2 separate regions of the Mus musculus genome follow, and region 1 is linked to region 2. The links are chromatin loops, found by intact Hi-C in ENCODE. Cell type or tissue: left cerebral cortex. All regions are shown on one strand. Links, peaks and the distances in the headings refer to the core of each region. The heading gives the core; the rest is flanking DNA.

Region 1 (5,393 bases), core at 200-5,199, 190 kb before region 2:
TTTAAAAGTTGAGCACAGGAAAGAGAATATTTGTTTTTGAGCCTGAATTTGCCAAAGGACTTGCATTGACTAAACTCATCGAATTAAGGAGGTTGACCCCAGCTTGAGTCTAAGGCATTGTGCTTACTCAACTGTAAGCTTCTATGCCCTCATGCAGCTTCATATTAACACCTTCCCTGCCAGGACCTTAGTCATGACTGTTATCACTCCCTGAGTTAATCTTTTAAAACATCTCCAAACACCTGGGTCCTTGTCATATTTCAACATTTAGTTCAGATGACATCTCCTTAGACATGTCCCCTGACCACACCTACTACCATCTTAAATAGTATCTAAGAGATGTTATTCTGCAGGAAGTCTGTGCTTTGGCCAAATATTTCAGCTTATGGTAAATAGAGTTTTGGATATAGGACAAAAATAGGACACCACTTGACTTTACATCCTATTCAGGATGTGAAAGATTTTCAATTGTGGTGAATCAATAGATTCTGTAGCTCTCAATCAATAGCTCTCAGATTTCTGTACTTTGGTTTTGCTTCTTTGTTGTTTTGTTTCTTAAGAGCACAGCAATGAATTTGGAAGGAACTGGAGGAAGGGAAGGAAGACAATTTAAATATTTGTGTGAAGATAAGCCAATAAAATTATTTATTAAAAATAAAAACAACAAAACAAGCAAATAAACACTGGGTTAACACGAACATTTACGTAATAAAAACATTGTTTTGAAGTATCTATTTAAAATACCTATACAGCACGGAACAGTGACATGCTAGAAGAAGAGCCCCCTCTAAAGTGGATCAATTTATTGCACATTTCATATTATTTGGGTGTTTTAAATCTTTGCTTTGCAAATATACTTAAAGGCTTTACTTATTGGAGCCTTCAGAAGTCTATTACTCACCTGAGTCTGAACCAGCTGGGCAAAGATGCCGTGCTTTCTAGAGGGTGTAAGAGATCCCCTGCCAGAACCCAGATTCCATCCAGACGATCACAGTTCTCTTTTGTCAACGGATAAGTCTAGCACTATGGAATTATTACTGGTTCACTGAAATCGTTATGAAACAGTTCTCATCTGTAATATAAAGTGTTTATAACAGAAATGCAGGCGTGACACAGCCACTGTGTTAGACTCATGTGTAGCCGCATTAAATGTCATGAGAGAAGAAGGTGTTAAATAAAAAGAACCTAACTATATAAATTCTAGGGATGCTGAGGATGTTCTGTCAATTAGAGTTCTCAGAAAATATAACCTGAGGAGTAATAATATTGAACTAGGGGTGCTAATAGATGATGTAATAGACGATGTCTAGTTATACACTTTGTATAAATCAATTAGTATACATAAAATAATTAATTGTACATAAAATGATTAATTGTGCATCATATTTGCACAAAGGTACAATATTCAACTCTATGACTTTTTATCTCTTAGACTCATGATTGCTATATTTAGGTGAAGAAATTCAACTCATGTAACTTGTAATCTTAGCTCTTGTGCCCTCACGGGCTCTGATCCGATCTGTGCTCTCTTCAGGAGTACATAATTTCCTGTTAAGCAGGGCCCATTATTTTAACACTCCTACTTGAACCAAACTCTGCTTCTTGTGCATGAAAAATAGTCTGCTAGTTGAACAGGTGGGAATATTTTATTTAACAAAAGCACATTCTCAATTATCATTTAAAAATACATAGATGTTATCCACTATGAATTTTTGGATGTAGTAGTGCAGTTGTAAACTTAAACTAATTTCATAAATTCAAGGTTAAGAGGATATTTTTTAAAAAAATTCCACTATGAAACAAAATTTACATTTCAGATCTCAAAACAGAAGAAGGAAACCTTTGAGTATCATTGACATTTAAATCCAACAGTTTTCATATTTTTCCTGTTAATAACTCAACTAGGAGATATATTTATCTTTTGTATTCTAAATTAGTTTCTTTAATTATATTGTAAAAGGACTGGAGATGTCTATGTGGATGTATTTTAGTATTGTAGCACATGAAATATAGGTTATGTTGCTAGTGATCTTATCTGGTGCTTAGTTAGATTTCTATTTCCATAGTAAAACACCATGGCCAAAAGCAACTTAGAGAGTAAAGGATGTATTTCTCCTTCCACTTCCATATCACCAGTATCACCACCCGTCCTTAAAGAAAAATCAGAGCAGGAACTCGAGGCAGGAACTGAAGCAGAGGCTGTCAGTGAACACTGCTTCCTGGCTTGCTTCTCCTGGCTTCCTAGTCCCACATCAGTTGTTAACCACAACCGTGTCTTGCAGGCTTGTCTCCAGGCCAATATAATGGAAGGACTTTTTCGGTTGAGGTTCTGCCATCAGATGACTCTAGATGGTGCCACGTTGACAAACAGCTAACCGGCATATCCAGCTCCTCTAAGGAGCTGCCAGTAAGCATGCTGTAAGTCCTACGTACATGAAGCTAAATTGCTTTGACTGCAAGTAAATTAAGTTTAAAAATAGAAATCATTTCAGCTAGCTTCAGTTACAGAAAATGTTGCTCCTTAGTTATATAAAAACAAGATTCAGATTGAGCTACCTTAATATGTCCATTATGACGCTATGCTATTAAAAATTACCTAATCTCATAAGTGAAATTCTCAAATAGGTAAGTATAACAGATTTCTCATGTAATCATACAAAAATAGTTTTTCTGTTCTCCTGGATCTTGACTACATTATAATAGTTACACACACACACACACACACACACACACACAGAATTATTATAGTGCAATAGTATGCAGTTAATTCATCAGTCAAATTCTACAAATTTATTCTTGGAACCTCTCTTGATTAAAATGAAGTCGCAGTGTTATTGTTATTATACCCTCCTAAAGTTCATATTGGTTGGTCAAATTTTTAGTCTTGATTTCTATTCATCTTTTTAATTACTTAATGTAATCTACCTTAAATGTGGAGTGCAGAGAAATCTGACTAATTGCCTGGCTGGATTTCACTTCAATTCCTCCTTACTAAGTGTGGGCTATACACCTCAGCCAAGAGTAAGGGTACATTATTGATCGACAGTGTTTAGTGTATTGCTCATGCTCTAATGAAGGAGACTAAAATGTAAAAATATAGCTGTAGTGACTTACAGTGAATGTTGTAGTAGATGTGTATATAGGGACAGAGAGTGCATGTTTGTAGTGAAGCAGACAACACTAAAGTGGACTAGAGTTTGCAAGAATGAGGTAATCTGGTTGGAGTTTCAAATGTAGCAAAGCTGGGTTGAATCATTCCGCCAAGTCCAGAGAAAGGGGACAAAAGACTGAATATGAGAGATGTGTACGTGTGGTAATAATGGCAGGGCTTTTATGTTGCTGAAACATCATTTGTATGGCCCTTAAATGTTGTCTCGGTCTGTAAGACTGGGTAATGATTAAGCTTTGATACCAGACAAATTATACTCGCTGACTGACATTAGTTATCTGGCATAGAGCAAACATATTTATGTCTCACTCACTTCATCCCTAAATAAGATTAATAATTGTTAAATTCTTAGGTAACTGATATTTTAAAACCCAGAGATACAGATATAGGTAATATCTTAGATATGTCATGGTACTATACAAGATTATCTTAGACACCAGAACATAGTATATTCTCAAAGATGATCTAGTACTTAGTCTTTATTCATGACAGTTTTCCCCATGATCAATGCTTGGGTATGAGTTCAGAACATGTCTCTCTTTAATGACTGTGGTTGATGTGTCTGTTAGTTAAACATATCCTTTTAACTTGAAAGGACTGTGCAGAAATCCATCACCCTCTAAAAAACAGCAGCCATGCTACTTTATATTCTCAGTTTCTTTTCTCAAAGCACTTTCATATAAAGCAAGTGGAAATTACTGTTACAATGAAAGTACTTGGTTAATTTGAACAGATTAACCAAGTACAATCAGCAAGCACATCAGTATCTTATTCTAGCCAGATGATATTGTAATCCAGGGCATGTCTGATGTGAATTATCCAAGTACAATCAGCAAGCACATCAGCATCTTATTCTAGCCAGATGATATTGTAATCCAGGGCATGTCTGACGTACTTGTGAATTACCCAAGTACAATCAGTCAGAGCGTCAGCATCTTGTTAAGTTGGCTCACTGTGGTTCTCGGTATACATTGATCATATGCTATTCCTCTGTGAGAAACAACCTCATTTGGCTTTGTGCTTTGTTCTTGGCATTCATGCTGATAACACATAAGGTAATAAATAGTTATGCACAAACTATCATGTTATATAGTATATATTATATTATTAGGTATGGTGACTAAATGACATAAAAAGTAAAATCTCTAGAGCTAGGGAGATAGCTCAGCTATTAAAGTGTTTGTCTCACAAATACGAGATACTAAGTTCAACACTGACAACTCATGGTAAAAATGCTGAATTCATAGCATAAGCTTATAATCTGAGCACTGTGTAGGTGGACACACACACATCTCTGGGTGTGATGGTTTAATATGCTCGGCCCAGGGAGTGGCATTATTAGAGGGTATGGCCCTGTTGGAGTAAGTGTGTCCTTGTTAGAGTAGGGGTGTCACTGTAGGCATAGGCTTTGTCCTAGCTGCCTGGAAGCCAGTATTTTCCTAGCAGCCTTCAGATAAAGATGTAGAATTCTCAGTTCCTCCTGCACTATGCCTGCCTGGTTGCTGCCATGTTCCCGCCTTAATGATAATGGACTGAACCTCTGATCCTGTAAGCCAGCCCCAATTAAATGTTGTCCTTATAAGAGTTGCCTTAGTCACGGAGTCTGGTCACAGCAGTAGGACCCTGACTAAGACACTGGGATTCACTGACCAGCTAACCGGGCATCTAAGTGAGTTCCAGAAAAATGACAGACCCCTTTTCCAAAAAAAAGTAAGGAAAAAAAGTAGATAGCCTCTGAGGAACAGCACCTAAGGTTGACCTCTGGTCTGCACATGCATGAATACATGCACATGTGCAGCTACACACACACGTGCACTTGAACACACATGAACATGCACACATACTTGCATAATTCATTAAATAGAATGTCTATGGATGTTTCCAGGGTAACAACAGATGAGTAAACAAAACAGTTTTGTACTTCTTTTCAATTATCGGGGTATCTCCAATTTTTACCAACAACACATATTCATGGAGCTTCTGTTATGTGCAAGGAACTCTACTAAAAGCAATCAAGCATGCAAGCATTATTAGGAATTTAGATAGGAAAACCTAAGAAGAACAGATTTTTATAAAGGTACCTACCAATATAGTTTTTATAGTGATAGAAAAGTGCTCAGAAACAAGCCAGAATATGAAGGAGAGACCTGGAAATTCAAATGAATCTACTCTGATTTAGGGTCATTAAAAGGCTAACAGAAAAAACTGATTGCTAATATGATAC
Region 2 (5,393 bases), core at 196-5,195:
AACTGGGAAATGATGACTTAAAGTAACATTGTATTTTCTTTTCCCATTCTCAGATGAATTTCTTAGGAAAAGAGAAGAGGAGAGGAGAGGAGAGGAGAGGAGAGGAGAGGAGAGGAGAGGAGAGGAGAGGAGAGCAGAGGAGAGCAGAGGAGAGCAGAGGAGAGCAGAGGAGAGCAGAGGAGAGCAGAGGAGAGCAGAGGAGAGCAGAAGAGAGGACAGGAGGAAAGGAAAGGAAAGAAAAGAGAAGAGAAGGTGTAGAGGGCAAGAGGTTCTTGTGCTCACAGGGAAAAACACTAGGGAAAACAGAAATGTTAAATACTCGGGGTTTTTTCTTCAACAGAAGAGATATGTGTGATGGTTTGTATATGCTTGGGCCAGTGAGTGGCACTATTAGGAGGTGTGGCCTTGTTGGAGTGGGTGTGTCACTGTGGGTGTGGGCTTTAATACCATAATCCTAGCTGCCTAGAAGTGAGTATTCTGCTAGCAGACTTCAGAAGAAGATGTAGAACTCTCAGCCCTCCTGTACCATGTCTGCCTAGATGCTGTAGTATTCCCACCTTGATGATCGGGGACTGTACATCTGAAGCTGTAAGCCAGCCCTTATTAAATGTTGTCCTTATAAGAGTTACCTTGGTCATGTGTTGGTTCACAGAAGTAAAACCCTAACTAAGCCATGTGTAACCTGTTTTCTTTCCAGAAGACTGGGATCAAATGTAGTCAATAGCCTGGTGATTGGTGCTATCTATAGGACCAGGTCACACCTGACTTCCTCAGACTTTCATGTTTATCTCAGCTAGTCTCTCTAGATCCTTACCTTGAGAATTGTTTCTCAATCAATAGAATCCATCTTTATGGAAGAGGTCATATGTACTTTAAAGAGTTTCAATATAATTATGCCTTAAGCTTTGTTGAACACATAGGATTGAATTGATCTTCACCTGGAAACTTTTTGCAAAATTGTGTGTGTCCTTAAATATGCCTAAAATAAACTTGCAGGTATTAGAAACTTGAATTTTGAATGGATATCAACTACTGCATCATGTTGAATTGGATTTCTTTCTTGCAGAGATCCCTGCAAAGGGGAAGGAGAAGAAAGGGAAGGGGAGGGGAGAGGTGGGGAGAGCAGAAGAGGTAAGGGAAGAAGAAGAAGAAGAAGAAGAAGAAGAAGAAGAAGAAGAAGAAGAAGAAGAAGAAGAAGAAGAAGAAGAAGAAGAAGAAGAAGGAGAGAGAGAGAGAGAGGGAGAGAGAAAGAGAGAGAGAGAGAGGAAATGTTCTATAGGAATAGATTTATAGATATCAGGTGAACTACCAGACATAGGTCAATGATTTATTGAGATCATTTGTTTAGACATTAGAGTGATAATCCCAGGTCATGGATATCAATGATTTACTCATGTAATAATTCCTTATAGGTATCAAAACCTGCAATTCAGTCTTCCCACATAATGTATAGCAAGACTCTGACAGACACAAGGATATCTTCAGATTTATCACTCAACTGTTCTCATATCATACATTCATATGAGAAATTTATGTTTCTATAACCTTTGTTGACACACAAACTTACAACACAAAGGAGTACTAAGATTGCAACACACACGCACACACACACACATACACACACACTGGGTAATTTTTTTTTTCATTACTGCCATGGACATTGTGCAAAAATTTTAAAACCTGTCTTTTCTGCCAATCTTTATGTCTTCATATTTAAATCTCTTGTGTGTAAAAAGGAGGCTGTGGAGCAACTATATTTAAGAGCTTATTTGAAGGTGTCTCAGAAAATTAAAATTATTTCTGATATAATGCCTCACTGCTTTATGAAAGACCTAAGTTCAGATTCTAATAGCTTCAAAATATTCCGTTTTACTAATTTGAATTTTTAAGCTTCATTTCTCATGGCTCTGATACAAGTATTGTTTTCATAGCTTATTTTAATTTATATAGTACATTGCCAATTTCCAAGTGAGTAGAGTTGATTCTTAAATTCCAGTAATGAAATTTGAATTGCTCTCAAACTGAAAACAAATGTATTTTTGCTTTAACTTAGAGTTTGTTCACCTTGTATAAATTTTGCTACCTGAAAGTCTGCAATTTCCTGCTGTTTTGAGCTTTTTTATTCTTTAGAAAATATTTAAAGTTCAGTTTGGAGGAGAGCATGTTCAAGAATACCAAGTATATGACCTCAAATTCTAAATGTATTCCTGGAGAATTAAACATATATGCATATGCTACAATATGCTGAGATAACTAGATAAAAGGTTTTAATTGGTTTTTCTAAATTTTGTTGTTGTTTTAATATATGTGTGTATGTATATATGTATGTATATGGTATATCTACTTGTTCATATGTTTATGTATCTGTGGAAGCTCAATGTCAGCTGTCTTTCTCAATGGATCTTATTTTATCTTTAAATATATCTTTAATTTATTCATATATTATTTTATACACTTATGCATTGTATTTACATCATATTTATCCCTTACTACTTCCTCCAGACCCTTAGTCATGTCTCTCTAAGTTCATGCCTCTATTTTTAATCCACTGTGTGCAGTTAATGCTGTCCGTATGTGCATGGATGTAGGGCCATCTACTGGAATATATACTACTTACCAGGAGCTACTTCCTAAAGAAAACCAACGTTCTCCCTCCAGCAGCTGTCTATTGTCAATAGCTCCTCTACTAGTTGTAGATATTCATGAGCCCCTTCTCCATTCAAGCTAGAATTTTGAATGACTTGATCTGGTAAAAGTAAAGAGCCACTATGAGTTAACTGACACCATGAATGTGTCATGTCCAGAAGACATAGTGCATAAGTGTTCCTCAACTTTTATCTCATAATACCTTTCTGTCTTCTCATGTTCCTTGAGCCTTGTGTGGCAGAAATATGACACAATGCCCCATTGAAGGTTGATCACTACATGTACTGGCTAGTTTTGTGTCAACTTGACACAGCTGGAGTTATAGAGAAAGGAGCTTCAGTTGAGGAAATGCCTCCATGAGATCCAACTGTAAGGCATTTTCTCAATTAGTGATCAAGGGGGAAAGGCCCCTTGTGGGTGGGACCATCTCTGGGCTGGTAGTCTTGGGTTCTATAAGAGAGCAGGCTGAGCAAGCCAGGTGAGGCAAGCCAGTAAAGAACATCCCTCCATGGCCTCTGCATCAGCTCCTGCTTCCTGACCCGCTTGAGTTCCAGTCCTGGCTTCCTTGGGGATGAACAGCAGTATGGAAGTGTAAGCTGAATAAACCCTTTCCTCCCCAACTTGTTTCTTGGTCATGATGTTTGTGCAGGAATAGAAACCCTGACTAAGACACTACATAATTACTTATTATTTATACTTCTTATTTGACCTGAAATAAGTCATTGTATTACTCTCTACTCATTGTAAAAAGAAGCTTCTCTGACGAGGACTGAAACCTTTATCAATCCATGAGTATAACAAGAAGTAGTTAAATGACAATTTTATACTGTGTCCATTTACCAAAAGAATTGTCAGGACCTATGACTTCCACAGCCAAGCTTTCTTGACCTACTTTATAGTACTGAGTATATGAGTATAGGAATGAGATATGTCCTATGGAGTAGGCCTTAAGTCCACAAAGAAAGTGATTGGTAACCTCATAATATTTGTACTACAATTGTATCAATATGTATACCTTACAAAATAGGACATGATTGCGCCTCACAGGTTTCATTACTAGGTAAGATGTTTCAACACTTTCCTTTCCACATACACTGTATATATATCTCTGTGTACCTTCAAGTGCTATGAAAGCCAGGAAGATCACTGACTCAGTGAGTGAACTGACCAATAAGTTCCAAAGATTCAATTGGTTTGCAATTCATGTGTGTCCAATGAGTATCTTATGCATTTAACCATCTTCCCAGTCCCTGAAGCAGAAATTTGAGAGCACAGAGGCATCCATGCACAGGACATTAGTTTTTCTAATTTAATAATCTGGATCTTTATCTTTCCATTAAAGTCCTCTGATGTGGAGAGCCGTGAGCAATCGCCATTACAAGATGGCACTGGCCTCCGCTGTGCCTAACTGGTGAACAAGTAATGTGTGTAGGTGCAAGAGTAAATTCGTGCCAAGTCACTGCCCATCCTGGGGCGTAGCAATGAGGTGATGGGCGAGCAACAAATCAGGTGCTGACACGCCGTGCAGAGGGGTATATAAGCAGCGCCATTTTCCGGGTTCGGGGTCTTCCTTCTGATGAAGCAGTAAAGCTTTGTTGTAAAAGAATCCGGTTGTCCGAGTGTGTTCTTGCCGGCGAGACACTAGCTCGGGACACTCTGATTATGAGTAAGAAACAGAAACCATTTTCTATTGAAAAGCCAAACTTCCAAGTTGATTGATTTTTCTGGGACCACTAATATATAGACATGTGCTTCAAGTTCAGGCAGTCAAACTGAGTCTAAAAATCATGAAATTAAGATAAGTTATTGGAAAACTATTTATGATCCAAAAGTAGTGTCAACAATATTGACAGATTGTCCATACCAACACGATGGTGGCCAGCTTCCACTGCCCATGACAGTGACAGTGGAAGCTTTAGCGTTTATGCCTAGGAGGGGCGTTACTGGTCTTGTTATTGGGCTGCACTTCATAAATATGTTTCTTTTTAATTCTGGATGCACAGCAGCTCTTTAAACTTGCCCCTTTTCTGACCCATCCCTCTGTACCTGCCAAACTTGATAGTATATCACTACGAGTTTCATTACATCATCTCCCATGTTCTAGCAATGATATTAAATCATGAATCTTAAGAGGGTGATGTCCAACATATAGATTTTCCCTTTCTGTGCCCTCCCCCCAACTTTGAGTGGGCTGATTCAGACCTTGTTTATTGCCACAGCCGGCTAGCCTACCTAGGGTGGAATCTTCCTGCAAGAAACTCCTACCTGCTGAGCAGCCTGAGCTTGTTGTACTGATGAGATCCTGACAAAGAGACAAGATCCTGACAAAGCAATGAGATCCTGGCATAGTGGGGGATGGGTTTCCTGCCCTTTTCAAGTTCAGAATCAAAAGTAAACACTGGACCTTGATCAGAAACTTGTCTTGGTCTCATTCTTCTCTCACCGTCCATCCCATACAGCCCCAGCTTTCCTTTCAGGAACCCAGTTCTCTGTGGCTTCGGACAGCTATACCTTTCCAACCCATATCTTACCCATCCTGATCAAGCACTCCCAAGCCCAGGACATGTGTGTTCTCTTTGTCTCTCTGTGCATGTCAGTGGTACTACAGCTACTTGGTCAGGCCCATCAGGGTCTTTGCCGAAATTATACAGTAAGTTGTTACCCTATATTACTCCAACTCCTGATATTTAACACCAGCCAGTGCATTTCTTTCTTTCTAGCTGTGTGTCATCACTCTTCCTCACAAG

The links. Hi-C counts contacts between places; a loop is a spot of excess contacts. Peaks named below come from ENCODE experiments on the same cell type or tissue, not always from the same donor. Only the 100,000 strongest peaks of a DNase experiment are listed, where the experiment ranks them.
Region 1: it touches region 2 in a loop (2.5-fold over the local background); 2 of 42 quality-filtered maps call a loop at or near these places.

What each region holds. Positions count from the first base shown.
Region 1 is chr15:41,198,700-41,204,092 of GRCm38, forward strand. No RefSeq gene overlaps it. Among named protein-coding and RNA genes, the nearest start is that of Gm46502, 27 kb to the left of the region's middle. In left cerebral cortex, for the core only: no CTCF peak of the experiment used is centred there; a DNase peak (open chromatin) is centred at 2,369.
Region 2 is chr15:41,391,509-41,396,901 of GRCm38, forward strand. No RefSeq gene overlaps it. Among named protein-coding and RNA genes, the nearest start is that of Oxr1, 53 kb to the right of the region's middle. In left cerebral cortex, for the core only: a CTCF peak has its summit at 2,596 (motif pointing left); a DNase peak (open chromatin) is centred at 2,620.